Regions from separate parts of the Mus musculus genome. Here all the other regions are linked to region 1. Evidence: chromatin loops called from intact Hi-C (ENCODE). Cell type or tissue: left cerebral cortex. All regions are shown on one strand. Each heading gives the region's core, and the rest is flanking DNA. Links, peaks and the distances in the headings are about the cores only.

Region 1 (4,369 bases), core at 116-4,115:
GTGTCCCTCAAGCAGGCAGATTTATGGTGACACCTTTTTCAGAATCTCTAGGGTTTCTAGAGGAGAGAAAAATAGGCACATAACTGACCTCCCTTCTCTCCCAGTCCTATGCCCTCATTACATTGCCTCTGGCGTTGAGCGCTGTCCTTGAAAACCTTCCTGTCACCACGCAGCTTTTCGATCCACACCTTTCATTAGACCCACTCTTATCTATAAATGTCCATCACTGGGGGGAAAAAACCTTAATTTTCATTTCTTCTTTATTATCAGATATTCATGGCCGTAATCTCATAAATCTGTATTAACTGTAATAAGTTGTGGTAAGTGCTTCTAGAGCAATATAATTAATACCATCATCACAGCCTTATAATATGCCAGCACATGGTGCCTACCCCTCCTCAGTCTCCCCCTCCTGCCCTATGTGTGTGCGCGCGCACATGCACACACACACTCACTCACTCACTCACTCACACACACACGCGTGCGCACAGTAAAGCACAGGCCAAACTGCCATTCTCCAGCAGGCCTGCTTCTGGAGTTGGGAGCTGTCAGCCTGCTGGGAGGGGTGGGAGGAGGAGGAAGAGGTGGGGCTCTACTCTGATTAATTACCTTCGGCATTCAGGGGTGGGGCTTCCTTCAGCCATCTGCCTGAGATATGGGAGGGAGCTGGAGAAAGAAGGAGGGGGAGAGACTGCCAGAGAGGAAGAGAAAAGAAAGGAAGAAACACTAGAAAGAGAAAGGCAGGAAAACGTTTAAAGGGAGGCCCGTCACCCGCCCTTCGCCAGCTAGCTGGGGACGGGGTGGCAGAGAGCCACAGAGGTGTGCCCCGCTACGGCGGCTTCCAACTGGTTATCATCTGCTTCTTCTGGTTTATGGAGAAAAAGAAAATGGTAACTCAGGTAAGATTTGTATGTCCTCCACACATTTCTGTCTCAGGGATCTACAGAAAGGTCTGGGGTTGCAGTGTAGTAAGCCAAGTTTTAATGAGGGTTGTCTTCTTAAAAAGGCAGATTTATTGTTATCAGCTGAAGTGTCTGTCCTTTGAGCATGTGTACTATATCGTGCCCTTTTCTCCCCCTCCCTCGGCTGCATAGCCGATCCCAGTTTCCTGTAGTGTGCAGCTGTAGCTCAGGAAAGAGCCTGTGGGGATTTGTCTACCTCTTTGTCTTGGTTCTGAGAAGAGGGAGGGAGAGAGACTGCAGAGGTAGGAAGAGATTCTTGTAGACTGCCAGAAAGGGGAGAGGGAGTGACTTCCTTTTAAGAATTGCAGAAGAATTTGTGGCTGGGGAAGCTGATTCACTGGGGTTTCTCCAGCTTGCCTGGAGAATGGCACTTTGCTGCCTTCTTTCTAAACGGATTATCAAAAATGAAGGCTAGGAAAGAATGTTTCCTTTCCGTGGCTTTGTCGTTGGCAAAGGATGTTTTCCATAGGAACCCACGGAGCATCTTGGTGTAGCAGAGGCAGGTACTGCTTTCCCTGATAGAATAAATGTGTCCGTGTAAGTGGCGATTGCCCGCTTTAGAAGACGTTTGAAGGAGATGGAGTAGGAGAAGGAAGATCTTCATCTGTCTTCTCTCCCCACCCCCTCGCTCTGCCTCTCTGGTTGTGTCAAGCAGACTCTGCACTGCATTTTAGCAAGTCATTCCCGGCAGATGGAAAGGTGAATGTTCTTCCGACCCCAGCAGGGCTATTTAGTTGCCACCCTCCAGTTGCTCCTTTACCCACCCACCCCACCCCCACCCTCTTTTTAAAAATCTGTGCCTCGGAAGAAAGTGGTGAGGCTGTGACTTATCAGAACGTCTTTTTTCCAAGATAGATTTTCAAACCCTTTGGTCTCGGACTTGGGACCAGGTCGCCCTAGGCTTCTCTCCCTGGACAGTGCTTTCCTTTTGGAGGTTGCCCCTTTTTTGTATTCTCTCCGCTTTTTCTCAACTAGCCACCACCGGAGGGCGAGAGGCAGTAAGCTATCAGATAGAGGCATCGCCTTTGGTGCTGGAACACTGTTTAGTTAAATGTTATATAATGCCCTGCAGTGCTGTTTGGAAGGAGGGAAACCTGTAGAGATGAATCAGTCCATCCTGACCCAGAGAAGAGGGAAATTTCAAAAGATAAATCTTTCCAAGGAGGGTTTTCTCCTAATCCGAGTTAAGGAATTATCAAGAAGTTCCTCCTTTGGAAAGTAGAGAAACTCTTAAATTTCTTTAATACTTCTTACTCCTTTGTAGAATCTAATTAATGGTTTTTTGGACCATTTTATTTCTTCAGGATCTGGGGGTGGGGGGTGGGGGGGTGGAGGACCCAGGTCTCGATTCTGATGCCTGTGAGATGCTGCTGCTTCACCTTGAGTCCACACATCTCCACCGAGGGGCAGTGTTAGAGGGCAGCCCTCACTCAGCTCTCACGTACATGGTTTAAAATCAATGAAGGACTTATCTAAACAGGAGCTGTTAAAATCAGACTGATGTGGCCTCCGGGAGCATTGCCCCTTGGTGTGGGGAATGCTGAAGTGTGACAAGTAAGCCCTGCCTGCTTGTTTATACTTCAAATTGTGTCCTAATCATCAGGGGGACAGGGAGGGGGGGGAGGTCAGAGAAAAAAGTGGAACCTGGAAAGAGACTTTTAGTGGTTAAAGATTCTAATCAATAAATTTAATTTTTGTGCTTTTTCAGATGTACTAAGTGCTGAAGGAAAGACTTCTTATTTTCTCATGATGAATCCATAGAACTGAAAAGACAGTCAGATCTGTGGGCTTCAGAATTGGGGTGTTTGTTTCAGTGTCTACACCATGTTTCTGAAAGTAATAGGGCTAGTTGTTTGCAATCTAGAAGACAGACTCAGAGGGCATAGTAAATAGGATCAAGTCTTTGGTCTGTCCTGGGCTTGTTTGTCCGCTTTGCTGTATAGGTTTGTACATCTTGAGCCAGACATCAAATCCAAACACTTGATAATGCCCTATCATCTAAGCATTTTCAGTGTAAGCTGTCTGTGCTGGTCAGGGGCAGCTGTTGGTGTGACAATGGCTTGTTACTGGCTAGGATATGAAAAAGTGACTCAAATGGCGTTGCTCACGTTGCATCATGGCTCACTGACTCTGCCTTGGACCCTCCTTCCGGTCCCTTGGCCTCATCGCTGGGTGGAAGGAGTCCTCATCATCCGAGCTTTGTTATTACATGGACTCTAATTTTACACGGCCTCTCGTTGTATTAGCAAACAGCATAATTATTGACAATAAAGAAAGCTCAGCTTTTTAATAAAAATGGAATTTTAATAGCAAAATTTTCATATATTAGTAGCCAGACGTGCTCATGTGATACTTTAAGTAATACCCTTATCTCCTATTCATTTTCATGTTACGGAAGTTTTTTGCTGAAGTCTCTCTTAACTTGAATCACATACTCAAAGATAGTGTTTGTCCTGTCTGTAGATATGCGCCGTGGGTTAAAAGAAAAGGAAAGTCATTCTGCTAATATGTGTAAACTAGGAAAACAAAGCTGAAAAACAACTTTTACCTAATTAATTTAAAAACCACTTAGCAAGACACAAACTCTGTTACACTAAAGGAAAGCTTACATTACAACCTGGAAGCAGATGCGTGCTTGACTCTGCAGCAGGGTGAGGCTGCCAGGTCCCGGAGCACAGGCCCTCCCTTTCTTGGACAGTGCAGTGCTTTGCTGGCATTTTCTTCAAAATCTGTTTTCCATCAGAACCAGGAGAGAAGGTGTTAGGAGTAGGGGAAGCTGGGAAGAAGGTTGCTGTTCCTTTAAATAGTGCTGGGAGCCGGAGTGGCAGCAGGCAGCAGGCCTCTGGAGTGTATTCTTTTGTAATGAATCACCAGCTCCATTGTCTGCTATCTCCCCTTTGTAGCTGGAGACTGAAGTCTTTCACCTGAGCTGTGCCCTCTCAGTTCCTGGGTAGTTGGGCAGAGGAGTGGGAGCAGGCTGTTTTATGCTTTAATTAGAGGCAGATATGATAGCAGGTAGGTTTGCTTTGTCTAGGTTTCCCCTCCCCTTTCGGTTTGTGCTTTCTGATCACTGGTGCTGGGATCTGGTCTATGAATTTTGAAAGCACATCCTGTGTCTGTGAATTGAGTCTCCATTTTGTGGCCTTCATCTGAAATGATTCTGTTCTTTTTTTGCTCCTTTCCACACAGCCCCCCCCCCCCCGCACCCCTTCCCCCTAGACACACAGAGTGGAGCCCACGCTGTTTGTTTTGGCACACTTTCCACTTTCTATGGGCTGCACAGGATTCTGGGGAAGTTTGGGGATAGGCGGGGGTGTGGGTTGGAGGCTAAATTTATGTTCCTTTACAAAGAACCAAAAAGAAAAAGAAAAGGCCTTACTTTTTCCAGTGTCTTCCTTTCTGAATTC
Region 2 (4,369 bases), core at 75-4,074, 61 kb after region 1:
AGAATTTCAGAAATAGTTTACACAGCCAAGCATGAAGACCCCATGCCCATGTCTCATTGCCTTTCTTTATACTTTAATTAAAATCTAACTCTTGCTTTAGCAAATTTTTAAGAAGTAACTTTTCCTCCTGTGTTCACAGTTGAAAACTGGGCAAATCTGGCTTACCTTACAGCACATTGCACATTACACATTTGTGGATGTGTATATTTACATATGATGTTCTCTATATTCTCATGAAACCCATTTTCATAAACAGATTATTTATGTTTTTGGAATCTACTATAGTTGAGTTATTTCCCCAACTGAGGTTTGGGCTTAGGGTTTTTTGTCTTTGTAGTTGTTGTTTTTTTATGTAATATCTTCCTTATTTGGGATTTTTTTTTTTTAAACATATCCTGCTTCTATCCTGGTTTTGCCTGCTTTTACCTTAAACCAGCCAACTGAATATTTGGTTATGGGTCTCCTGTTTCCTTATTTTGCATTGTAAAATCTTAATGGATAATAATTTGTTCTGTGCCCATCAAAAGGATTTTTTGGTTTGTTTTTCAATCTAAATGAATAATCTACAGAATCTTAAACAGGTAATCCAGTGGCTTAGTCAGAACACCCTTCCCAGCGACCCCTGCTAGCAAGAGCCCTGTTGCCTGCTTCCTCTCCCTCTCCCCCATGTAACACAGAGTCCTTGGGAGGACACAAGTTGGTCACTAGTGCTGAGATCATTTCAAAGCCTTCTGCTGCAAACCAGAGCTGTACTATAGTATTCTAGCTGGAGCTGTTAAACTGATGGTGCAGGTGTGAGGGAGCTGAGGAGGGCTCATAAAGGCACACACAAGCTGACTGTTCCCTGAGTTTGTTCTGCTTCTCTCTGTACATTTCCTGACTGGAAATCCATCACCATGCCTTTGCAGCTGGTTCCCTCAGAAGTGCATACTGCAGTAGGGTGAGAGCAGGATTTAGTGTGTCAAAACCACTCCGGCCCAGGCAGAGAGTGAGAAGAAGTCGCTCGGGAGAGGTACTTCAGTGTAGGCGCTACTGAGTCTTCCTCTGCTGTTCTGAGAGTGGGTCCTGGGAGCCAGTGTTTTTCTTTTCTTTCTTTCTGCTTCCTTATGGCTTACTTATTAGAGACAAAATGTCCTGATCTAGCTATCACATCCTCCATTTGTAAAGAGCCCTTCTCTTCCAGGATAGGGGTGTGTCCACTCCCCATCCCTGCTGCCTCCCTTTTTCCCATTAAAAAGGCCATAGTTCACCCTAATTTACCTTATGAGTGGGGTAACAAATGCTCCTGATTCTCATCCTGTGAAAAGCATGCTTGCATCCAAAGGAAAGAAAAGGCTGGCAGCCCATGGTGGGCTCTTTGTATGATTGTTTTCCTTCCACAGCTGTGTTTTTGAACTGCTCTTCCTGTGTTCTGTTATAGAATAGTGTTACAGGAACCAATCATTAGCGCTAAAATACCTCAGGTAGGAGTGCCAGTGTGACCTGCCAATCAATCAGATTGTGGATTGCAGTGAAAAAATTGAATTATACTAACCATTCCAGCTCCACGTTAGAGATGGGAACAGAGGCTTTTTTGGACAATCAAGACTTGTGAGCGTGTGATCTAAGCCCTGCTACCTCAGCAGTGCCCACATCACATCCACACATCATGCCACTCCCTTCAGAATGAGCCTTCCAGCCCCCTCAGCACACATGAGCCACAAGCACATCACATGTACAGTCCACGATCTAACACTGCTGCCTCTTTCAGCCTGTCAGTCACAGTTGCCTGTGCTATTTAAACTAGTCTTTTATATTGGAGACCTTAGCAGCTGAGAGTGCTAACAGTGAAAGAGATGGCAAAAGGAAGCAGGCAGAAGTCTGCCTGCACAGGGCGTTAAGTCCCATGTTTAGCTGCTCAGTAAAATCAGAGTCAGAAATGGACTGTGCTGCTGCAGAAGTGTGGCGTTGTTATCGGTCTGCACGTGCCGGGACGCATAGCTCCTGTGCCCTCTCCTTTCACTTGATAAGATCGGTGCTTGGATAATAGCACACTTGTTAGAGAGTTTTCTCAATAGCTTGACACTCAGAGAAAAAAAATAGTCCATAATTTAATAACCCAGCTACGTCATGTAACCCAGTGATATTGCAGAAATGAACTAATTTGGAGAAATGTGGAATACCAAAGTATTTGAAAGATTTAATCATTAAAGTTCATCTCTCATAAATCATGTAGTCAAAGCTGATGAAGTTGATCCTAACAGCTTCTCTCATTAACCCCAAGTTGAAATGATAACAAGAGGGATCTTAAGTGACACTTGTCCCTTCAGAGCAGAGATTATGAATTCTGTATTCAAGCCTGTGCTGTGTCTGCATGAGCTCACTGTCTCCTGTGGCTGAGGCTCTCAGCTGGCGTGGGGAAGGAGGGCATTAGGATCATCCAGGGCCAAACCCAGTGGTTCTTAGAGGCCAAACATTAGACCCTGGCTAAGTAGAACAGATCTCTACTCCTCGGTGGTGATGTTAATCGTCACGCCTGCCAGCCCTTACACACGTGCCTGTACATGCACACACTTGCCTTGCTCTGTCCATCTGCACACTACATGAGATAACAAGCTTTCATTTGTCTGCTGGTCTTGAGCTACACACTTTCCTCCTCAGTGTCACATGTCATTGTCTCTCAGGTAGAAAGAAGGTGTCTTGACATCACATGCTCACCAAAGTCCTGTTTTAATGTAAACCTAAAGCAAAAATACAATAAAATTAAAGGCAAGGTTAAAATCAAGACAAGATGAGAATCTTTAGGGGTTCAGACAAGGGTCACATGTAGGGGACAATGGTTAGAACTTCTGCTTTGTTTCAAACATAACTGCAGAAATGCTACAGAAGAGGCCCAGTGGTACAGTGTCAATCCCACGATAAACCTGATTTAGGGAAGAAGTAGAAAACCTCAAAGAGGTAGCACTGGGTATGGGAAACAGCTTTCCTTTAACACTGTGGAAAGTCATTAGTAAAGGGGTCTAAAGCAGCAGCATTAAGCCTTGAGAAGAAGCTGGGAGTGGGAGCAGGAGTGTGACAAGTAACTGAGAGAACGAGATTCTCAAACACAGGGGACTTGGAAGAGCACAGATAGAGTCTGCAGTTGCTCCCAGAGAGCACGTCTGAGCAGCTCTGTTGAAGAATGGGCTCGGGCCACCAAACGGGGAGTGTCAGGCATTACTTAGAAAGGTTACAAAGAAAATTAACCATTTTTCAAGGGGCATGTGTGGATTTGAGCCAGGCTTAGCCGTGCCAGACTTAAGCAGCTGAGTTCCAGAAGCCGTCTGTGTGTGCCCTCCTACACTCTGGTGTGCTGTGGCCATGCTAATCCCCATTTTTTGTTTTATTTCAAATCACACACAGATAGAATCTGCAAACTGCTTCAGATCAAACAGGTCTGATTGTGTGTAAATACATATGTCCTTTTTAATTTTTATTAATGGTTGCTTCAGTTTTGCATCAGTGCATGGTTAAAAGCAATACACATCAGCTATTCATGACTTCATATCTCCAAATGAATTATTTCTCCTCTTTTTTTGTTTGTTTGTTTGTGCAGTCAGCTGAAGAAATGTTAACATCTCACTCTAAATCTCTCAGTGGAGTCTCTGTTCCCTTCTCTGATATAACAGATGGGTTACTGCTTGTTATAATTATTAACATTGTGGTATGGGCCAGGGCTCGGGTGGGCAAGATTTACTCCTCCTTTGGGCTGGGGAGGGACCAGTTGTTAGGGTATGGAATGTTAACTCAAGTGGTGACTGACTGTTTCCGTAATACCAGGTCGTTGTGGCTGCACGCTCTAGTAATTGAGGCTGTGTACTTCACCGAGCTTGTGGTAGAGCCTAGGGCAAACCGCTGTCCCAAGAGAATGCTGGGATAGATAGAGTTAGCCAGTGCCAGTCTGGACGTGGTGGTTTTGCTGTTGTTTTAGCTCCGGATGTCGGCATGCTCAGTTTTAATGTGATTAATATTAATGTGGCGCCACCCCCACCCCACCCCCACGCCTGAGCCCTCTTCTCCTTACTCCCACCTTGTTCTTTTTGAAAATTTTAAGAAACAGTAATGAAAATCTTGGTGTTTCAAACTGCACTTTGCTCTCATGTTCTGTATATAAGTGCCTTCAAATTTACTCGTTAAAGTCAAATCGGGGAATGGGAAAATCTTAGCCTGGAATCTTTGTACACTGTAAAACCTAGAATGCAGTTAAGTCAATTGTTTGTTGTAAATTTTGTCCTGAGTTTTATGTAAGGGTCTGTGGAATACCTAATGTCAGCAAAAGCAGAAAGCCTCTGGAGTAAGATGTATGTGAGAAGGATCACTTCCTGGTGCACAGTGCACTTCCCATAAGACG
Region 3 (4,369 bases), core at 97-4,096, 73 kb before region 1:
CAAATGTGAACTGTTTGCAAGGAAACTCTAACCTTGATTTCATCAGTTTCTATAGTAGCTAGTTCTACTGTAAGAACTTAAGCTTGTGTGGCTAGGTTGCACATAGCCCTGGGCTGTGAGAAGGGCTTGGGGGAGAAATGCACACGTGTGACTGGGTTTATCTGGCAGAAGGGCTGGACGTGTGGCCAGCAAGTGATCTGAGGAAAGCACACTGCCAGGAACTGTAGCTGAAATGGCTTTGGTGTCCTGTCCTGAGTCACCTCAGGGCCAGCAGAGGCACATAGGTGAACAGAGTAGCCTGTCTGACATGCTCAGTTCCGTGGGATATTTGTAAACTAGGTGTGGTAGGCTAATGCTGCAGTGCCTTCTCGCGGTCCTTTAGAGTTTTAATTCAGACACATCTCAGTGTCTCACACTCCCGCTGTTTGTGAATGAGGTGTTACAGTGAGCATTGGAGCCGAGAACAGACTGGCTTAGGGTTAGGTGTTGAAGTCTCTGTAGAAATAGGATTATCAGTAAATTACAAAACCAAATGTTTGTAGAGTGTGTTGTGGCTTAGGTTTACAGCTTTGGGTCTTACTTGACCCAAAAGAGTGGCTCACCCAAATCAGGCTTGTCCCTATTTTATAAAAAGAAGACCAAAGTGCTCATGTCCTAAAGTTCTGTTTTTGTCAGGTTTTCTTCTTGTCTTGCTTTAAAGGGCTGGTGGCCTATAGTTTACTTCTTTATTTTAAAATTAGAGAAAATTATTGTTATATCATCAGGCTCTTGATTTGATTGAAGAATGACTTTTTCTGTTTTTAAAGTTCCTTTGAGTGTGTGTGTGGGTATGTTTTAGTGATTCACAGAAATGAGTGAAATTTTCAGAGCTGATAAACATCAGTTGTATGTACAAGGTGGTTGACAACTGAGGGTAGGCAGAGTGATGCGCTTTATTCACCAGCCGGAAAGTTTTTTAGATTTCTCTATTTGTTTATTTATTTTTAGTGTTTTCCCTATATGTATAAATGAGCATTATGTGTGTCTGATACCTTTGAGGTCAGAAGAAGGGATAGGGTCCCCTGGAACTGGAGTTATAGATGGTTGTGAGTCCCCGTGTGGGTGCTGGGAACTCAGCCTAGAACCTCTGTAAGAGCAGCTAGTGCTCTTAATCACCCAGCTACCTCTCTAGCCCCCGAGATCAGGTTTTGCCATGAACTTTTTGGAACTTTTGTTATTTTGACTGGGAAGTAAGGACAAAAGCAAACACATCTCTTGTAGTCATTTGTGCGTGTGCAGACAAAGCTGGCTGCTCTGTGTCTGGGTGGAGGATGGGGGAAGGGTTCAGTTACACAGCTTAGTGCCTCCAGGCTTAAAAATGGACACACAGCTCAGTGTAAAGGGTGCCTTTCAGTTTCTAAGACAGCGTGTGCATATATACACACACAATACTTTCTCTCTCTCTCTCTCTCTCTCTCTCTCTCTCTCTCTCTCTCGATTAGTTTTGCCCACAGCACTGCTATGTTTTAAGTATTGTACATTTTTCCATTTTATTCTATTCTATTAAAGAATTGTTGGTTGTGGTCAACAATTGATTGGTGGAAATTATTTCCTGGACTTGCTAATGGATTATAATCTGTGATTCTGGGAAAACATTATTCCAACCATTGTTGTCCTTTAAAATTCAATCTTAGGACTGGGAATGTCAAGGCTGCTTAGCATTCATGAGGCTTGGGTTTATACCTCATCATAAATACAAACAAAAGCATATGAGGATGCTCATGGCTTTAAGCATTCACTGCCCCACCTGTGCATTCAGTCCCCAGCTCTCCCTGACCCCAGCTAGAGGCTACATTAAAATGATGGGTTCCTAAGTTAAATATTTCTTCTGTTTCTTACAGTTCCCCACCCCCCTTCCCCACCCCTAAGTGTGGTGGCATCCTTGCACCCTCTAGTGGAGCAAGGGAGGTACATGCAGCAGTTTTCAGCTAAGTTAGTTGCTCTGCCTTGGCTTTTGCCCCTAGGTCTCTCTGTCTTCAGGTGTTCACAAGTTGGGTTTTCTGTTGCTACCATCATGGATCTGTAGAATTTGCATTCTGCTGTTTCCTATTTATTCATTGTACATATCCTCTGGCTTTCTGCTGCTGAAGATAGGAATTACATTTTATAAGCATACCTTCTTCCATCTAATAAATTCATTATTTCTTAAGTCACTACTTATCATTGCTTTATAGGTTGTATGATGCATCATTAACACTGCAAATATTTTTATAGTCAAGTGGTAAAGTAATATGACTACATTTCCTTTCTTATATACTATTTCTTCCATGAGCTAATATCTACCTATCTATCTATCTACACACATACACACACGTAGAATATGAATCTACTTAAATGCACATGTGACAATTGTTTTTTTTTAAAGCTTTATTGAAGTATAGTTTCCACACTATGAAGTTTATCCAATATACTGTTCCATTCAGTGACTTTGTAAATTATGGAGGAATGGCCCCATCACCATCCTCCAGTTTTAGGACATCTCTGTTACTCCCAACATTTGCTCAACTTCTCTTTTAGTTGTTGACTAAAAGACAAATACTGTGCTAGGCTTTCTGACTGAAACTTTCTTCTGGCTCTTTCCTGTTGCTGCACTTGTGTGATGCACCTAATCTATTGTCTGTGACTCTTACCTGCTTTAATCAACAATGTTTTAGTTTTTACATTTTTGAGCCACTAGAGTTGTATTGCAGCAAGTTCTCTATAATTAGCATTTGTGCTGACACACAGCTCTGGCCTCACTGGAGTCTCACTATGCTGCTTAGCATGTCTCTGCTGAGCACTCCCGTGCCGCCCCAACCTCTTCTCCTCTCCCTCATGTCAGGTTCTCTGTATTCCAGCTTTACTGCAGGGCCGGGTAAGGAAATGGGTTTCAGTTCCAGGGCCTTCCCTCCGGGAACCTCCATGCTTGCATTCAGCCCATCCTGAAGGCTCACAGTAGTTGCTGCCTCCACCATGAAGTCTTGCCTATAGGTTTGTGTAGGAATAGATTCTTGGTGTCTGCTGTCTTCCAAAGGATGTGCTTTCCACTTCTGTTCATACTTTATCACTGCCATTAAAAGATGGTTAGAAGCCTATGACCCAAACAGTCCTGTGATAAGAACCTGATACATTTGAACAGAGAGGGGAACCGAACAGCTTTGGTCGGACTGCCAGATTTCATCGCCTCTGCCTTGCCAGAACTTTATGAAAAATTAATACTCAAGAAGCAAGATATCTGATCTTCTGTGAGAGAGTACCTCTTACAAGTTTAATGACTTTGGTCAAGTGGGTATTAAATGTAAATCTGTCATTTTATCTAGCCTTTGAAGGCTCTTAAAATACCCAATAAATGACTTTATTGGATTACTAGATCGTCCCCTCTGTGTTTCCTATTAGGACTGCCCCTTGTTCCTCATTGTACCCGCAGCCAGTGTTTTCGAAAGCTTCCTGGCATCATGTGGGTCATAGATTGCCTAAGGATTTTGTAATTCTGTTGTTTTATGATTGCCCCCCATCCCCAGTAGTTTTAGCAGGTGTGCTCTGACCTCAAGAAAGCAGGTAGCCAGTGAAGGATGGTGTAATGAAGGCACTAACACATGGAGAGCACAATGGTGCCAGGGCCTGTAGGAGACAATAAGTAATATAGGTAAAGAAATAAGGCACAGGGAGGTTAAATCAGGCTCTGGAGTTCTGCGTCTCTGAGTTAGAGAATCTGAATTCTAAATCTAAATGTGCTAGCTTTCAAACTTTAGGAATTTTCAACTAGTCAGATTTTGTATTTCATTACTTTCATTTTGATTAAAGAAACAATTTAAAGAAACCTTTTGAGCTGAAGAGTTGTCTCAGTGGTTGAAAGTACACACTGATTTTCCAGCGCACTGGAATTTGCTTCCCAGTCCCACTGTACCTCTGTATATCAAATAGGTGTTTACAGCTTCCTCTAACTATCCAGAACGTCAATCTGGCTTCTATAGGCCTCTGCACCCAATGTGAGCATAAACGGTTTTGTGTGTGTGTGTGTGTGTGTGTGTGTGTGTGTGTGTGTGTGCGCGCGCGCGCTAATATACACACAACAAACACAAATTAGAAACAAAACAAATCTAAAAAGAATTTTGTTTTACATTGGATTTTTCTATAGTCATTAACTTCCCCTTCACTGAGAGATTATATCTTGCCCTGTTTCTCCCTATTATCTTCATATTGGTTCTCTTTGATCTCAGTGAGACCCCCAAGAAATCTGTATGCAAGGGGACAGAATTTTAATCTTCACTGGCACATGAGGGAATTAAGATTCTCAGTGTTGTGCGAGTTTGATAAGAAGCTGTAAGATGTGTCATACCCGGTTCTGTTT
Region 4 (4,369 bases), core at 83-4,082, 210 kb before region 1:
GTCATTTCTGGGATTTTTCATTTAATAATTTTCAGATCACAGCTGATCCCGAGTCACTGAACCACTGAATCCTTGAAAAGCAAGAGAACAGAGAAGGAAAGGCACTGGGTCTACACAGATGTCTGTGTGAAAACTCACCCCAGAGATGTCTCAAAACTTAACTGCGCTGGGCGGTCCCCGATGGCAATCTTTCTTTTTTTAATTTTTAAATTTTATTTATTTTTATGTGCACTGGTGTTTTGCCTGCGTGTACGTGTGGGTGTGGGTGTCAGATTCCCTCGGAACTGGAGCTGTGGGCAGGTGTGGGCTGCTGCATGGAGACTGGGAATTGAACCCGGGTCCTCTGGAAGACTAGCCAGTGCTTTGAACTGCTGAGTCATCTCTCCAGCCCCCTCCCTATGACAATGTTGTATTAGAGGTTTCAGGATAAAAGAAAATCCAGATTAAACGAAACAACCATCAGGCCATATTCCGGAGTAACTGTTACACTTTGTGTCCTGACTTAGAGCTGGCTGAGGTGGGGCCTGGAGTCTGTAGGAGATGAGACTAGAATAGAGAAAGAACTAAGGTCACAGGGAGGTGGTGCCAGTACCAAAGGAAAATATGTAGCTTATATATCATGCTAGAGCTCGGAGCAGGTCCCCAGCACTACTGGAATCTGGAGACCGGGGTGAGGCTGGACTTGCAGCCCAGGGTGGGGCTCACGCTCAGGGCATAGCCACTTCCTCCTGTCCGATTTCAGTTTCCCTTTCCGTGTCTCTTGTCTCTTGGATGCTAGAGTGCACAGCTGGCTGACCGTCAGCTAGCCAGATCCTCAGATGCTCGGTGATCCAGGGCCAAAAGAGGGAATGATGCTTCCCTTCCAACTGTCCTCCACACGACCTTGAAAGGAAGTGGCCGCTGTCTAATCTGGCAAATGAGGACTCAAGGCACAGGGCATTTAGGTGACCCCACACTGAGGTAACAGCCTGGATTCCAATCTAGTTTCTGTTCCCTGAGCTACTGAAGGATGCTGGGGTCAGGCCTTCTGTGACTAGAAGAACGACATTTTCCTGGATACAAAGAAGCTGGGAGCTGTCCTTGGCAAAGAGAGAATAAAGGAGAGGATTCCTCTCTGGACCATCTACAGCAACGGATTAAGACAAAAGAAAACTAGAGAACTCTCACTAAAAGGTCAACCATCATGCTGAGCAAGTTTGCATCTCTCTCAGAAAGGTCACAGAGCGAGCCGCCAATAGGAAGGCATCATTTGTCCCTTGAAAATGCTTTTGGTCCTTCTTCCAGAGCCTCCAGGATTGCACTTCATCCAAAGAGCCAAAGACAGCTGACAGCGCCCTCGGGAGTGATGCTGGAGCCTCACCCTGAAGATTGACAAAGGGACAGAGACCTGAAGGAGAGCGAGCCGGAGGTGCTCTGCGCAGCAGGCTGCATCCCAAAAGACCCGTGGCCAGAGAGAAATCCAGAATGTAAGCACGACCGGCAGAGGTCTGGAAGAAAAGTGAGCTAGCCACGGGGTTACCGGACAGTACAGAGACCTCGCTGAATCCTCTGGCCAAAGCTGTGTGGGATCTGGGACAATGGAAGCCTGCACAGCTTGAGTAAGGACAGCAGGTGGCACTGTCGGCACACTCGACCTCAGTTGGAACTACGCCTCAGCAGGCCTGGGGACCTGGAAACCCGCACCCGCGGAGGAGCAGCTGCAGACGTCAGCAGTAACAGGAGAGGTACACAGCCCGAGGATCTGTGAGGGGCCGTGGCCAGGAAGAAGGGGGAGGCTCTAAATTGAAAACACACCAGAAAGAATTGACTAGGTTCTGGCATCCAACGGAGCGGGAGAGGCTGTTGTGTGCGCTGAAGGGCCCGGAAAACACGGGTTCTGTGACGCTTCCCCATCAGTGTGGACAATCCGGTGCCCTGCTTCCATCAGGACCAGCTGCTGTGCTGGAGGGGGGAAAATAGGTCCCTGGGCTTTTGGGGTTCAGGCCCATCTGAGACAGGCACCCGGTGTTCCCACGCTTTAGCCCTGCCCTGCCCTGCCCTGCCATGCCCTGCCCCGCCCCGCCCTGCCCTGCCCTGCCCCGCCCCGCCCCGCCCTGTAGTCCAGGAGGTTGAACCTTTGTGCTCCTCATCCTCCTCACTCATCCTTTTCCCCACTGTCTAGCTGAGCCCCCATATCTCTGGCCTAGGCAGCCATTTTCGAAACCACCGTGGTAGTTGTTAGGACTGCGGGCCTCGTTCTTCCAGCCTTCCTCCTTTCTGAATGTGGTAGGATTTCTTTCTTTCTGATTTCTTGACATCAGGTAAGAATAGACAACCGGAGGTTGGAGAGATGGCTCGGTATGTGAAGTGCTTGCAGCAAAGGCATGAGGACCTGAGTTCGAATCCTCGCCATCCATATAAAAAGCTGTGCACCTGAAATCCCAGCACTGGGGAGGTGCAGACAGACAGATCCCTGGGGCATGCTGCCCAGACAGTCTAGTGAAGTGGGTGAACAGCACGTTTAGTGAGAACCCTGTCTCAAAAAAAAAAAAAAAAAAAAAAAAAAAAAAAAGGTGGAGAACGATAAAGACACCCACCCCCACCCCTCTGGTCTCCATGTGTGCACATGCGCCAATACACACACTTGTAGTCACACAAGTATGTATAGCCAACTCTGCCCAAGGAGTTTTGAATGGGAGTATGAGTTTCTAAACCAATCACTTAATGCTGATACATCAGCTTTCTCTGGATCACGACAATCTGCGATGTCCTAGACACTAGCTGCTCCATTACCCTGGGTCCAAAAAAAAAAAAATGAGACAAGTTATAATGGACATGCAGTATGAACAAGGACTCTGTTGGGACTCTTTGTTACGGCAGCATAACCTTGACTCTCCTGACTGGTGCAAACAAACTCATATAGAGATCACGGGGATACTTGCAGAGGGCTATGAAGGCATGCGTCTCCTTACATTAGCTAGAATTATTAACAATAATGAGAACCACTTGACGACTATGTGTCAGGAATGACACTGGGCTTTTTGGCAGGTGGTTTCTTATTAGTCCTTTCCACAGTCCTATGGATTTGTGTCATCATCCTGTCTAGTATTAGCAGTCTCACTGCGGGGCTCAGAGGCTAAGGCTAAAAGCATAGCTGGAGGTCATGGCAGTAGCTAGTATATACCAAGATAATAATTTGAATATAGAAGCTTCCGGTTTCAATACCTTCTTCCTATCATTCTTTTTTACGCAAAGCTGGACTAGGCATTCCAAGTGGGGGAGAAAAAAGGAAGCAAATAGTTTTTAAAGAAATTATTTCTTAACATCAGTATCAACATCAGCACTAGGTACGAATTGAATGTGAAAGTCGATCTGGGAGCACGGACCGGAGACACTCGCTTGCTTGCTCATCGGGCGGGAAGCCTCATTCATTTTCTCCTCTGATTAGGTGTTTTACCAGATAAACTGCCGCCAGCAGCACGGGTTTGAGAAAAACTCAAAGGGATCATTTTCTCTGTCACTTGAAAGTGCTCTGAACAAGCTGGGAAGCGGGTTGCATTATGCATTTGGTTGCATAGCAGAGTGAACGGTCCCAGGTCTTCAGGCATGTCCCTGACTCTGAGGAAAGAAGCCACATGGCCGGCTTGACACCGTCCTCCCTACCTAGGCGTGAGGCCCAGCAGCCTACACTGCTGTTTTCCCCCACCGGTACCGTACCCCACTGTCCTCCCTCCCCCACCAGGCAGGACTCATCTCTGTCACCACTGCTGTGCGGGGTAGAATGCAGAGTGTCATCTCCAGACCTGAGCCCAGCGGGGGGTGAGAGCACATACCACATTCTTGCTGCATCAGGGAGGTGGGTGGGTGGATGGATATGGACGCCAGAGATTACGATGGTCCCGCCTAGGAGCTGTGCAGTCTCTTTACTCAGATCTCCATTTAGCCACGTGGGCTGGCCAGTGAGCCCCTGGGTTCCCCGTCTGCCTTTCCAGCTCTGTAACCCTGCCTGTGCTCTACTACTCTTGTGGAGTGGGGAGGGGGGAGGGGGAGGGGGAGAAAGGAAGGGGGAAGGGAAGAAAGAAAGCCTGATTATCATTGGCACAGAGGACACTTTGCACACGTCAGTTCTTTCCTTCTACCACGTGGGTTCCAGGAATGGAACTAAGAAGAGAAGCCTGGCAGCCAGCAGCTCTGCCCCTGAGCCATCCTTCTCCTCACCTAGAACTACATAACCACACCCACTCCCTTCCCACCCCACCTTCTTAACTCTCACCATCTTCCTTTCTACACCTTACCTTCCAGGATGGTTATATGAGAGGTGTGAGAGACCATGCAAGTAACCTTGGGGACTGGCTTTTTATGCTCAGCACAATCATCCGCAGACTCATTC
Region 5 (4,369 bases), core at 170-4,169, 180 kb before region 1:
CTGTACTTTATCTGGCTGCCACATTGAGAACTGAGACGCAGGCAGGGCGTGTGTGCCCAGGACTAACCAGCCCCTTCTCCGAGGCCTTTGTTCTGATGATTCTTAGTTTTTTGTTTTGCAAAGGTCTCCAGCAGGGCCATGAGTGATGGTGGGTGTGTGCATGCAGAAGAAGCACAGTAAATATTTACAGATTGATAGTAAGAGCCAGGGGTGCTCAGCGCCCTGCCTCACATAGGTCAGAGTCCACAGAGGGTGGAAGAAGAGGCGTGAACCACACACTTCATGCCTCCTGGGTTTCATGGCTGGGGCAGGAAAGGCTCTAGGGTGAAGTCAGACCTGACCTCGGAGAAGGAACAGCTGAAGCTTCTAGAATGTGGTCAGACCTGAGCGGCAAGGTAGGGAGCAAAAGCAGGGAGCTGAGGACTCCCTGAGGTGCAGGAGACTAAAGGGAGTGTCAGGGGAGGGATGAGCTGGGAACCAGAGGGTTGGCAGAGCCAGTCAGGCCTGGAGGATGTGGTCAGAGAGTGTCACCCTGTGGGAGACAGGACAGCAGAAGGGCTGAGCACAGGCTCAGATTCCTGCATTCTGATGCAGGCTTTTCCTCCGTGGGGCAGGGAGCCTAGCACTCCGGCTCATTAAATCAGTCTATGTATGTGACATTTCTTTTATAAGCTCCGCTTTCCCTAGACAGCCCTCTGAGGCTCTGGTACCCACATCATTTTGTTTCAATGAGGCAGAAGCCCAGTGTGATCATAGCTGCCACCTCCTGGTGATGCTCATCAAAGACACCTTGTGGATGCTACCCAAGCCTACCTTTTGCTAGCATGGAGGTGGTGGTGATGGTGATGATGGTGGTGGTGATGATGCTTGTCACACACATAGTGACCATGCACTGGTCCAGAAATAAGCTACCCCTAGTCTCATTTGTTCACACAGTAAAAGGCTAAGGAAGGGCTGGCTAGGGAGAAATGTGGGCAGACCCCTGGAGAGCAGGGATGCTACAGAAACCTAGAAGGGGCTAGTCACAAAGGACACAGCCAAACATGCTCTAAGAGAGCAATGAGTCTCAGAATCCAGGGAGAATCTCATGAGGAAAGAAGTCGGAACTGCCCGGTGCAACGGCCACCATGCTGGGGCTGCTCATTCGGAGTCCCAGCATCATCGTCACATCACTGCCTCACCAGAGGAAGTCCTGCTGGCCTTGATAGCTTCAACCCCTACTAAAAACGTGGGTTCGGTTTAATTTTATGTTTTAAGGAGATGACCAGAGGAAAGAGAATACGGTGGTTGGTCCAGGTCCCGTTGGTAGGACAGGGGAACTTGGGGCGGGGGGTGGGGGGATGGGGCATACACATGAGTGAGATTACTGCAAGAAATGGGTTTATGTGTTTATCAGGGCAGACTGGGTAAATTCAAAATCTGCAGGGTGGGGAATGAAAGAGCTGGAAAGAGTGAGCACGCGCTAGTGCTGCTGTTCACAGCAGAATTCCTGCTGCTTCCAAGAGTCTCAGCTATTCTTAGATGACTCTTCCACTGAAGAACTGAGACCCACCCAGGTACTAGGTGTCTTAAAGTAAAAGAGCCATAAGCCAAGAACAATGCCTGCTGGTACCCCCAGAGTAACAGAGACAATGCCTAAAGCCTGGGCGTGTGGAGACTGCAGCCTAGCCGACTTCATGCCTAACACAGACCCCTGGAGTGGCGTAGGCCAACACCGTGTTGGGAGGAGCCTGGGGTACCACAGAAGTTCTGGGTTTGGGTGGGGCCTAGACGAGCTGCCAACCGTTTGGATCTGCTCTGCTGGCCTTGCAATGCTGTTCCATCTTGGTGAACTCGCTATGCCTCAGTTTTGCGGACTGAGAAATGGAGATAGTTACAGTGCTGTCTGTGGGACGGCTATGATGGGAATCAAAGGGACAAGAACGTGAAAGGGGCTTGAAACTAGACAACAAAAGCTCGTTGTACGACTTTGCTACCCCGAGCTCCTCACTAGGAAAGCGGTCCTGGGCTTGCGCGCGCCCCCTAGAGGAAAAGAAGAAGCAAGAAGGCATGAAGGCGTTCCTCTTTGGGAACCCTAGTCGCTTTGCTGTACGGCTTTGCAGAGCAGGCAGAAGGTTTCTTTTCTCCATCAGTTAAGGGATACTTGTGATGTATCACCACGGTCTCAAAACAGAGGTGGAGGCAGGCCACTACTCTTGCATCAGCAGGCAGGAACCAGCAGAGAGCCGCCTCCAGGGGGCGCGATGGAGCTTCTGCTGCGGTCGCGGGCCGGAGGCGCGGCTCGCCCCAGCGGGCTTCTGGGCGTTCTTGGAAAACCCTTGGAAAACACTGGACTTCCTGCCACGAAATGGGTGGGGACCGCAAGCATTTGCAATCCCGGGTAACACTGCGCCTGTAACTCCATTAGCACTGCCAGATTGGGGGACACCCATCACGTGGCCTGTCTGCTTTACGGGCCAGCCTGGATTTCTTGGAGCCAAGCTGGTTTCTCTTAGGTCCCTGGATGACCCAGGCTTACGTTTTTGATCTATTTGAATGTGTCTGTTGCCTTTTCCCTGCTGTAACCCAGGAGCGTTCCTTTAACTCAGCAGACCACACAGTGATGCAGGACAGACAGGGGGTCTTTCAGAGTCTGTAGGCGGTGGGAGCATGCAGGTCGTTGTTAGATGCTTCAGTGGCTGACCTTTGGCACAGCAGGCTAAAGGAAGGAAGAGGCTGAAGCAAAGGAGCTTTGGTTAAGACTCCCCAGCCAGGCGCCTGAACCAAAGCTGGTACCCTTGGACTCAGCCCTGCGTGGGCGCAGATGAGGCCGCTCTCATCCTGGACTCTTAAAAGCAATGGGAACCTCGCACACACAAATCCTCCAGAGGTCTCTTCCTAGCTAGAAAAGAAGCAGGCCAGGATCAGGAATGGAACCGGAGTCCTGGAAGCAAGCAGGAATGAAACCAGGTCTCCAATCCTGTTTCTACGAGTGCCTTCGTGACCTTGAATAATGCCAGTTCCATGACCCTCAGTCTCTCCTCGTTACAAGATGGGCTTGCTCTTGCAGAGGACCTGAGTTCAGCTCCCAGCACCCATGTGAGGCCTCACAACCATGTTTAACTCCAGTTCCAGGGAATTCAACATCTTCTTCCAGCCTCCACAGGCAACGTGCACACGTATATGTGATGTGCTGATATACAGGAAGACAAATATTCATACACATAAAAATATAAAAATATTGAAGGAAACCAAACCTTCAGGGTTTGGGTCATGGCTCAGTTACTAGAAAGCTTGCCTATCACGTGCTCAACCCAGGGTTCTGTCCCCAGCACCAAAATAAACCAGGGATGGTAGTGTACACCTGTAATTCCAGAGCTCTCGAGGCTGAGGCCAAAGGATCAGAAATTTGAGGCCAAAAATAAATAAATAAGTAGGAATAATTTGTGATCAGCTTTACTTAATTGTAGGTTTGAAGCCAGCCTGGGCTACTGAGAGCCTCGTCAAAAAACCACCTCACCCACCTTCCTCCATCAGTGGTTCAGCTACCTTCTTTTTTTTTTTTTTTTTTTTTTTTTTTTTTTTTTTTTTAAAGATTTGTTTATTATATGTAAGTACACTGTAGCTGTCTTCAGACATTCCAGAAGAGGGCACCAGATCTCGTTACAGATGGTTGTGAGCCACCATGTGGTTGCTGGGAATTGAACTCAGGACCTTCGGAAGAGCAGTCAGTGCTCTTAACCGCTGAGCCATCTCTCCAGCTCCCTCAGCTACCTTCTGAAACTACAGGTGAACCCCACTATTTGCATTTCTTCCAGAATCAGGGCCAAGGAGAATCACCTCTGTTTTCCTCAAGTCCCTGCTCCTTACTCTGGGGAACTAAGGTGACAGTCACCTGAGTCCAAGGAAAACAATTCCTTAGGAAAAGGAGATGGGTGGGAATTTCTAGCGTGGAACTAGCCTGCAACAACCAGCCAAGAAATGTTTGCTGGATGAATGAATTCACGGTCAGTTGGTTTGTATACAGATAAAACTTCGAGCTCTAGGCCCTACAGAGCTGGTTGCTCAAGGCCTTCAGAAACCTCTCATATTTCTTCATTGTGACAAAGGGCTTAGAACGTGGCCTGTGGGGCCGAGTTCGAACTCTTGTTTTGACACTGCTAGATGCTGAATCCTGGGCAAATGATTTAACCTCTCCTGGCCTCAGTGTTTTTGTCTGTAAAATGGAGACAATGGGGCCTGCTTCCTAAGTTCCTAGAAAGGTCAGGAGAGAATATGTGAAATCCACTAAGGGCCATGGACAGGAAGAGCTCAGGACATGCTAGCTGCTGTATCCATGCTGTCCAGGATTGTACCATACACAGACACTATCCTGGAAGAGAACCACTCA
Region 6 (4,369 bases), core at 189-4,188, 220 kb before region 1:
CAGGGAGCTGAGCAGACACAGCGTTTATATAGGATCCCTTAGTGGGTGGAGCTTTCTACGAGCGGAGATTTCCAGGGTGAGGATTGGTGGGTTTTCAAGACCTGAGCTTGAATGATCTCAGGGATTGGTGGGTTTTCCTGTTCAGCAGTTCCACCTAAAATTAGCATAATCTAGAGAGCGTCCTGTTAAGGGACTAGAGGTGTTCTCTGTGACCGTTAAAGAGGCTGGAAACCTGTTACAACAGTTAGGGAGATATGGGGGAGGTTACCGGCTGCTCCGGCCCCTCAGGCAGAGGCCTGGCCACTTTCCTGTCTTGAGGGTTTATAAAGTTTACAAAGTATATGACATTTACTGTTTACACAGGGAGTACAACAGGAAAGGCTTTGCCCACCTCTGGAGTGGTGTCCATAGCCAACAGTGAGACTTAAAATGGCCATGTTGAAGGAACCGTGTCATTGGAGGTGGGCTTTAAGAATGTAAGGACTCGGTCTCTCACTGCAGCAACGCAAGCGCGAGCTCGGAAAGAGAATCCACGTGTTGTAAGAAAATGGCAGACAAGGCAGACATGCGGGAAATCGCCAGCTTCGATAAGGCCAAGCTGAAGAAAACCGAGACGCAGGAGAATAACACCCTGCCGACCAAAGAGACCATCGAACAGGTAAGGACGAGTGAAATCTCCTAAAAAGCCTAGGAAGATTGCCCCGCCCCGCCCCGTCATCTCCAAGACTCCCTCGTGATGTGGAGGAAGAGCCACCTGCAAGATGGACACAAGCTGTACTGTGAACCCGGGCACTCAGAGCTGAATGCCACTGGCCCGCGGGTCTCTGAAGGGGACCCCTCCACAAATTGGACTGCCAAATTTCACCGGTTTGCCCTGGGATATTATAGAAAATTATTTGTGTGATTGATGAAGATAAAACACACCTCGTAGCAAAGAAAAAAAAAGGGGGGAGGGGGGCTGGTGCGATGGCTCAGCATGTAAGAGCACTGCTCAGCGGTTAAGAGCACTGACTGCTCTTCCAAAGGTCCTGAGTTCAAATCCCAGCAACCACATGGTGGCTCATTCTGGTGTGTCTGAAGACAACTACAGTGTACTTACATATAGTTAATAAATAAATAAATAAATAAATAAATATTTTTAAAAGTGTTCTTTTAAAAAAAAATAATGTAAAGACTCGTTTAACTTCTAGTTCACTCTTTGCTTCCTTCATACTTGTAGCTCAGGATGTGAGCCCTCGGCTTCCACTTCAGCCACCAAGCCTGCTGCATGCTGCCAGGCTTCCCAGACATGACAAACTCTGGATCCACAAGCCCAAATAAAGTCTCATATAAATGGTCTTGGTCATGGTGTTTTATCCTGGCAATAGAAAGATAACTCATACAGAAGCTATGGCCATTGTGTGGCCAAGGGAAGCAGGAGGTCTGAAGGCCTGCCACATGGGTCACGGGGAAGATTTTGTATGCCAAGCAGGAAAATGGTGACAAACGTGTCCGCTTGCCTCAGCTGACACCAAGGATACGGGCCGCGTCTCTAACTCTGACAGCACTAGGGTCTTGTTTTAAAGGTCCACATGTCACTCTAAGGACAGGGGAGCCATGCAGGGAAAGATTTCTCACAGATGCCCCTGCCGGTTGTGACTCAAGATGGCTGCAACCAACCTGGACCCCTGCACTGGCTCACTGAGCCTATGCTGCCTTTGACTGGCTCCCCTGGGCACATGAGTTCCTGTGGGGTGTCGGGCAGCAAGTCCTTCCTGTTCTTCCTGTACAGTCGCTGCCCCTCCACCCAGGCATTTCTTTCAGATTCTGTCACCTCAGGCCCCGCTGGGACAGAGGGTGGTGTTCACGCACGTCTGGCTGGAGTGAACACAGGTGCGTTCTTTACCTGTCGCTAAGCAGAGGATTGACTTTGCTTGGAGGGCCTGTGCTCAGGTGTGGGCAAAGGTCAGCTGTAGCGGGACCAAGATAGACAGACCACAAGCATCCTTGTCCAAGCTCCCTTCATAGTCCTTCTCCGGTCCTGATCCCTGATCCCTGCTATCTGATTCCTGACCCTTAAGTGGACCTGCCCTCATCCTATTCAGCGGGGTTCCTGCTTATTCATTTATTCTTTGCCCAGGCAAGAACAGAAGTGGCAGAAGTCCCTAGGAACCAACTCCCTCAAGGCATTTTCTCCTCTTCCCAACCCCCACCCCCTTCGTTTCTTCTTTGCCTGCTTCTTCCTCTTGCCGTTTTTCTTCCTCGTTCTTGCTCCATCTCATTTTCTCCCCATTCCCTTTCCAATTCATACAAAGTCTGTGTGGCTTTTGGAGTCACGGGGAGATGGCCTGCCTTTGGTTGCCAGCTGCAGGGCCCGTTCTCAGCAGTCAGAGCCACGGCTGCCGGAGCAAACACTGTCAGCTGAGGCCAGCCACAACCACAGTATGCCCTTCCCTTGTTGATCAACCTTGGATGCCGCTCACGCACGTCGTGTCCACACGGGGGCGCTCCAACAGTGCTTCTCTGGCGTCTCTGGCCTTTCTAGTCTGCATTTTTTTTCCTCCTGGTTAGTGGGAGGAGCACTGGTTTCCTTTCCAGTCTTAGTCGTCTGGCTGCACGAAAAGAGCCTAGGCCCATATGTTCCTTGAGTAGTATTTCCTCTAGCAAAGGCTACACATCCAAAGAGCCCTTAGATTTTTTTTTTGTTCAGATTTGGGTGGAATTCAACAAATTCCCTCAGATATCCCTCCCTATTGAAAAAATTTTTAATTTCTTCTTTTTTTTGTTTTTTGTTTGTTTGGTTGGTTGGTTGGTTGGTTTGGTTTGGTTTGGTTTGAGACAGGGTTTCTGTCTAACACCCCTGGCTGTCCTGGAACGCACTATGTAGACCAGGCTGGCCTCGAACCCACAGAGCTCTGCCTGCCTCTGCTTCTGCCTCTGCCTCCTGAGTGCAGGATTGTAGGCATGCATCATCATGCCTGGCTTTTCTACTTAATTTCATTTTATATGCATGGGTGTTTTGCCTAGATATATATCTGTGCACCACACACTTGCCTAGTGCCAATGGCACTTCTGCCTCCAAAGGTCCACCCAGGTGACTTGCCTCTGCCAGCTAGGCCCCACCCCCCGGAAAGGTTCTGCTTACCAAGCTTGGAAATCACAGTTTTGAGCTGGAATAAAATGAACTAGAGGCCGGGCGGTGGTGGCGCACGCCTTTGATCCCAGCACTTGGGAGGCTGAGGGAGGCAGAGGCAGGGGAATTTCTGAGTTCGAGGCCAGCCTGGTCTCGAGTTGAGTTCCAGGACAGCCAGCGCCACACAGAAAAGCCCTGTCTCAAAAAAAAAACAAAAAAACAAAAACAAAAACAAAAACAAAAACAAAAAAAGAGCTAGAAAGCAAGCTTGTAGTATTAACAGAACGTCCACACGAGGGCGCCCACACACTTTTTAAAAGATGCTTTGGATGAAGCCGGTCCCCAGAGGGACCAGGAATCTGCGCGGCAGGGCTGAGCCTCCCTCCGGGCCTTCGCTCCACAGCCTTCTCCCTCTGAGGATTTCCTTGTTGGTTTTCTTGTTTGCTAGGGAGAGATTCGGTTACCCGTAAGGGGTCTTAGAGCCATGGCCCATGGCTAGGAGACGCAGTAGACGTATTAGAAAGATGAGTTGAGCAGGCAGGCATAAACCTGAGCCTTTCGGAGGGCTTCCTCCTCATTCCAGTGTACTAGTTGAGAAATCCGACATTGCTCCCTCTGGTACTGACTTTGTCACGTCCTCCCACAGGACGGGAACTGCCCGCCTCTGGGCCAGCTGGGTGGCTGCATTCACTGTCCAGGCAAGGCGTCTGAGCTCTGGAGCTGTGGCCTCCTCCTAACGCTCTCACACATCAGTCAAAGCCTTCCTCTTCTGTGTCAAGGACTTCAAGCTTCTTGGCTCGTTCTTCCCAATTCCTCCCGGCTTCCACCCCACCCCCACCCCTAGATGCCTGGTTCAGTTTTCCATTAGCATCTGGCAGAAGGCGGGTGGAGGAGGAGCTGGCCGAATGTTTAAACTGGTTACCACATGGCTTCTTGGAGCCAACGATACTGCTACCGGGAGACACAGGGAGAGCCTCCCCAAGCTCCAAGGCCAGTGTCTGCGGCAGGATCAAACACCAAAGGGTTTCTGCACTGGGCTGGAGACAGGAATTCACTAAACTGTCTTCAGTCTTTCTCTCTCTCTCTCTCTCTCTCTCTCTCTCTCTCTCTCTCTCTCCCTCCCTCCCTCTCTCTCTCTCTCTCTCCCCCCCACCATTCCCCATGCCCATGCCCATCTCTATTTTAAGACGGACTAAATTGCCCAAGCTGGTCTTGAACTCATTCTGTAGCCCAGACTAGTCTTGAGTTCATAATCCT
Region 7 (4,369 bases), core at 187-4,186, 55 kb before region 1:
AAATGAGTAAATTGGAGCTGCTTCTGATACTAGTATTATGATTATTTCCAACTATTTAAACTCACTGGTGCTGATGTTTATTCATGGCTTGTAGTGATGGTAAAGCTTTCTGTCCTTTTGGTAACTAGGGGGGAAATTAGTAGCACTCTCATTTTATTTATAGGACTTGGTTAAACACTTGCTGAGTGCCAGAAATGCCTACGAATAACTTTGACCTTACTTAATAAAAAGTCAAGGGATAAAATAAATGTTCCGTGGTGGTAGAAGGTTTTACTTGTGTCTTTCTGACACAAGATGTACTGCTTTCTAAATGAGAAACTACCACAGTTAAGGGAAAACTGTCTACAGAGTTCATAGAGCTATCAGGAAGAAGAGAGTCAGGGCATGGGAATAGAGGACCAAGGGTTGGGAGGGAAGGCCTCATGTAGATGGAGGAGCTGGGGAGTCTTATTTCAGGGAAGGGTATTTAAAACATGAAAGGTAACAGGAGCCAGCCTGGAGAGGAAGGAATGAAAGGGTTTAGAGTTTGGGGGAGAGGGATGGAGTTTTCTGGATTGGGAACTGGCATAAGACCCCAGTGTATTCAGAGCAGTGATGGAGGAGATAATGGCTTGAAATGAGGTTGAGGACATTAAAGGAGTTTGGATAGAAGAAGTCATTGTGTATGCCGACATTGTAGATGTATGTGTGTGTGTGTGTGCGTGCGCGCGAGCCATGATATTGTCCTGTGGCTGCAGCATGGTAGATATTTTGAAGGGGAGCAGTGACAGAAATGGGGAAAGTACTGTGAGGTCCAGGAAATAGATGTTACCCTCTGGGTTATGAGAGAGTCATTAAGAGAAGTTAGGTGCATGGCCATCTAGGAAGAGGTCCTTATTTGTGCACTTGTAGGTTGTGCCATTCACTGTGGTAGGGAATGGCAGTGGTATGCTAGATTTCAATGGTGGTGATGGTGGTGGTGGTTAAAGAACAGAGCATGGAATATTTTGTCATGCCTGTGGGACAGCCAAGTAGTGATGCTAGAACAAGGGAAGGGAGGCAGTTGGGGCTTGGTCCATCACTTGGTCATTAATGGCATGATTGATGGCAACAGAGGAGGCAATTTGGAGAGAACAACTTAGATTGGGTAATAAGGAATATTTTCTGATGAAGGAAAAAACCCCATTCCCCAAAAAGCCACTGAGGAGTAACCAGTGATAATGTTAAAACAAAACAGCACTACACAATCCCCACACTGTAGCATGTTCGAAACTAGGGGAGAACATTTTAGAAATCTGTCAGCTTAGTTGACGGCCAAGCTAGCTAACTTGGTTGGGTTAGACGGCATGGAAGAGGTAGACTGACTTAATGAATGATCAGATGGAGGAAGGAAGGAGGGGAAGATAGAGAGGAGATAGAGCCAGATGACTTTTTTGAGTTTCACTGTGAAGTAGTGAACAAGAAAGTGGTGGGTGGCTATGTGAGTGCGAGGGACAGGATGAAAGGAGACCCTTTGATGACCATATCCTGTCCAGCCCAACATGTCACTAGATGTTTAGGGTGAGACTCTGCATTCCACTCACAGAGATTGATACAACAAGCTGCCACTCACACTTGGAGTTTGTACTCAGATGGGCCACTTGTGGTGCCACAGGCTGACACTTCATAGTTCACAGGGCATTGCTAGACTGGCTTCCAAAGTCAGGACTAATTAACACATTGCCCATCTGTGACGAGAGCAGAAAGGGAGGTTTTTTCAGAAGGTGAGGTAAGTGTTTCTTATCTGATCCTGATCAACAAAGAGATGAGGTTTCCTGTAGTGATGTAGGAAAGAGTGGATGGATGAGAGTCACGTTCTCACCTAGGCACTTAGGGGACAGTATATATACATGGACCACAGGGAGTGGGTGCAGGATGGGAGAAAGACCTTTTCCTTGTGTTGGAATGTATGTGCATGTGTACATCTTTAGGCAGAGCTGAAACCTTGATAGTGAGAGGACACTTTCTTCTCTTTGAAAATGACCTATATTAGTAGAGAGCATCAGCTAAGAGTAGATGATAAGGAGAGAATGAAGGCCAAAAAAAAAAAAAAAAAGTCATCTTAGAGAGTGCAGAAGCCTTAGGGTCACCAGTTTGCAGTGCAGTTGTGAATACACAGTGACATTGGCTGTGCGACTTGCCTTTTGTAACATCAGGTTGTGTGATGCTCACTCAGAGGAGACAGAGCCTTGCATTCAACCAGGCAGTGATGAGAGTTAATTCTTGAGGGTGTTTGCAAGGTAGGGGTTATAATCATGGTTCCTGGAATCAAAGTTGGACAGAGGCCTTGGAAGACAGAACTGGAGTGGGTAGTAGTGCAAGAGCAGCCGGGGCAGGAGAGTGTCTTGAGGTCTACAGCTATGGTGGGGAAGCCAGAGACAGCCAGAACTTGGGGAGGTTCTTGGAGAGATAACGAGGCTTTTTTGTGTCTTCTTTGGAAAAAGATTTCTCTTTTCTTATGTATATGGCTAGAGCTTATTTTAGCTGTCCTAGAACATAACTGCACCTTTCAGGACCTTTCTGTCACCTACTGCCAGCTGTGGCCATTGCCTCAGCATGTTTATTCCAAGTCACAGTCCTCTCTCTGCCTTTGTCTTCAGTCTCCGTAATGGGCGGAGGCAGAATGCAGGGTAACTCAAGGGAAATCCCACTGAGCTGTCAGTCTTCCAGTTTTCAGCAAGTAAGGGTGTTGTAGAGACGGTCAGATCCCCTTTCTTATCTAAAAAGCTTTCCTTGATGATGATGTGGGTGTTGGTCGTGGGTAGCATGGGTATTCTGTCAGAACTGCTATTTTAAGCTGAGAGGAAATAAGGTAAGAAGAGACTCATTACTTTGAGCTTTTATTAAAAGTCAAATTCAGCTGGACCTTCAATCCAGTATCTCTAGCTTACTTTTTTTTCTTTTTTCTTTTTGAAGGTAGGATCTCCTTTTTTGTAGCCCTGGCTGGCCTCAACCTCTTATCTGTGAACCCGGCCTCTGCCTCTAAATTGCTAGGATTGAAAGTGTACATGCCATCGTGCCCAGCCATCTAGCTTTCTCTGTTGTAGTGAGGTTTATTGTCTCCAGGTGAAAATGAATACACACACACACACACACACACACACACATAGATATTTGCCTCAGGTACTTCTTAAATCTCAGTACCTGATTTTTTAGGTATGTTCTTGACAAGTTATGTTGCCTCTCCAGATGTAGACACTTTAACTCAGATTTTCGCAGTCACAGGAAGCTTACAAAAACTAGTAGTTTCTTACAAATTTTGAAAATCCAAAATGTGACCCATCAGACTTCCTGGTACTGTTGGAAGGAAGCAGCAGTCACGATACAGGCCCATGGTAGTGTCGTAGACGACATCCACAAGCCATTTTGGATACCTTTCTTTCCCAGAGTCAAGCCTGCGAGAGATTTCTTGAGACCTTCCCTGGATCAATAAAGAGACTGATAACATTTGGAGTACAGACACACAGTCTGTGTGGATTTTTAGGTAGCCACATAGTGTGGAATCATTATGTCCTTGTGTGGTGGTACCTAGGGTCCCACACATGTTACCCAAGCAGTTTTACTGTGCTGTGTCCCCAAGTCCTTAACGAGAGTCTTCCGTGGCTGTAACCACAGGCTTCCTTATTTGACTCTGGTGATTGGGAAGACTTTGCCCTGCTCTTTGTTTCTTTTGTTTTCAGGCAGAGAATGTGAGCATGCATGGGCATGAGCACAGGCGCTTCCCTCAGTTCGCTTGGCTGTGGCCTTCCTGTTTGTGAAGAGCGACACAGAAGAGTTTGCCTTGTTACTGTCCACCTAATTGGAAAGTTACAATCAGGAAAGAATTGCATACATTTAAAACAAAATTTTTCCTATGGTTTCAAAGATGTTTCTAAGTTGTTCTACCTGTGATAATTGTAAAGGTGGTTTTCCCATTTTTGTGACATATTTAGACTTTCCTTGTTTCATTTTGATTGCTACAGTTATATTTTTTATCTTATCCTATAAAAACAGTCTTAAGCTAGGTGGCATAGACTGGTACTTGTAGAACTTGGGATACTGAAGCAGAAGGATTGCTGTGAATTCAAGGGTAACCTGGGCTACATAATGGCACCATGTCTTACTCCCCCATCCCCTAACTACAGTCTCTTAGTGTAATGTTAATGTGTTTATTTCTCAGAGAGGGGCAGGGTTGGTGGCTTTAAATTTAGATCATTAAGGCCAGGCAGTGGTGGCTCACGCCTTTAATCCCAGTACTCGGGAGGCAGAGGCAGGTGGATTTCTGAGTTCGAGGCCAGCCTGGTCTACAGAGTGAGTTCCAGGACAGCCAGGGCTACACAGAGAAACCCTGTCTCAAAAACAAAAAACAAAC

Evidence for each region. Hi-C counts contacts between places; a loop is a spot of excess contacts. Peaks named below come from ENCODE experiments on the same cell type or tissue, not always from the same donor. Only the 100,000 strongest peaks of a DNase experiment are listed, where the experiment ranks them.
Region 2: it touches region 1 in a loop (2.6-fold over the local background); 3 of 42 quality-filtered maps call a loop at or near these places.
Region 3: a loop joins it to region 1, with 2.5 times the contacts of the local background. A loop is called at or near these places in 10 of 42 quality-filtered maps.
Region 4: a loop joins it to region 1, with 6 times the contacts of the local background. A loop is called at or near these places in 9 of 42 quality-filtered maps.
Region 5: it touches region 1 in a loop (1.9-fold over the local background); 2 of 42 quality-filtered maps call a loop at or near these places.
Region 6: it touches region 1 in a loop (6-fold over the local background); 9 of 42 quality-filtered maps call a loop at or near these places.
Region 7: a loop joins it to region 1, with 2.2 times the contacts of the local background. A loop is called at or near these places in 13 of 42 quality-filtered maps.

What each region holds. Positions count from the first base shown.
Region 1 is chr15:77,150,060-77,154,428 of GRCm38, reverse strand. All of the region lies in intron 2 of Rbfox2 (RNA binding protein, fox-1 homolog (C. elegans) 2), which reads left to right. Among named protein-coding and RNA genes, the nearest start is that of 1700109K24Rik, 68 kb to the right of the region's middle. In left cerebral cortex, for the core only: CTCF peaks have their summits at 523 and 1,932 (motif pointing right); DNase peaks (open chromatin) are centred at 1,962, 2,409, 2,896, 3,796 and 3 more places; H3K4me3 peaks cover 3,822 bases; H3K27ac peaks cover 4,000 bases.
Region 2 is chr15:77,088,906-77,093,274 of GRCm38, reverse strand. The region is part of intron 11 of Rbfox2 (RNA binding protein, fox-1 homolog (C. elegans) 2); the gene reads left to right. 1700109K24Rik (RIKEN cDNA 1700109K24 gene) reads right to left here. Exons shown (of 3, transcript NR_108037.1): 2 at 2,558-2,720. Among named protein-coding and RNA genes, the nearest start is that of 1700109K24Rik, 6.7 kb to the right of the region's middle. In left cerebral cortex, for the core only: no CTCF peak of the experiment used is centred there; a DNase peak (open chromatin) is centred at 1,682; H3K27ac peaks cover 1,961 bases.
Region 3 is chr15:77,223,010-77,227,378 of GRCm38, reverse strand. The region is part of intron 2 of Rbfox2 (RNA binding protein, fox-1 homolog (C. elegans) 2); the gene reads left to right. Among named protein-coding and RNA genes, the nearest start is that of Rbfox2, 82 kb to the left of the region's middle. In left cerebral cortex, for the core only: a CTCF peak has its summit at 1,937 (motif pointing left); DNase peaks (open chromatin) are centred at 353 and 1,939; H3K27ac peaks cover 168 bases.
Region 4 is chr15:77,356,103-77,360,471 of GRCm38, reverse strand. No RefSeq gene overlaps it. Among named protein-coding and RNA genes, the nearest start is that of Gm41353, 18 kb to the left of the region's middle. In left cerebral cortex, for the core only: a CTCF peak has its summit at 1,602 (motif pointing right); DNase peaks (open chromatin) are centred at 1,672 and 3,845; H3K4me3 peaks cover 586 bases; H3K27ac peaks cover 2,747 bases.
Region 5 is chr15:77,334,501-77,338,869 of GRCm38, reverse strand. No RefSeq gene overlaps it. Among named protein-coding and RNA genes, the nearest start is that of Gm41352, 23 kb to the right of the region's middle. In left cerebral cortex, for the core only: CTCF peaks have their summits at 767 (motif pointing left) and 2,154; DNase peaks (open chromatin) are centred at 741 and 2,198; H3K4me3 peaks cover 1,013 bases; H3K27ac peaks cover 1,156 bases.
Region 6 is chr15:77,366,461-77,370,829 of GRCm38, reverse strand. It overlaps Gm3787 (predicted gene 3787), which reads left to right. Exons shown (of 3, transcript NR_168297.1): 2 at 364-658; 3 at 1,220-1,337. Among named protein-coding and RNA genes, the nearest start is that of Gm41353, 7.4 kb to the left of the region's middle. In left cerebral cortex, for the core only: CTCF peaks have their summits at 2,473 (motif pointing right), 3,193 and 3,402 (motif pointing right); DNase peaks (open chromatin) are centred at 3,155, 3,493, 3,778, 3,964 and 1 more place; H3K4me3 peaks cover 746 bases; H3K27ac peaks cover 2,137 bases.
Region 7 is chr15:77,205,426-77,209,794 of GRCm38, reverse strand. All of the region lies in intron 2 of Rbfox2 (RNA binding protein, fox-1 homolog (C. elegans) 2), which reads left to right. Among named protein-coding and RNA genes, the nearest start is that of Rbfox2, 99 kb to the left of the region's middle. In left cerebral cortex, for the core only: no CTCF peak of the experiment used is centred there; a DNase peak (open chromatin) is centred at 2,641.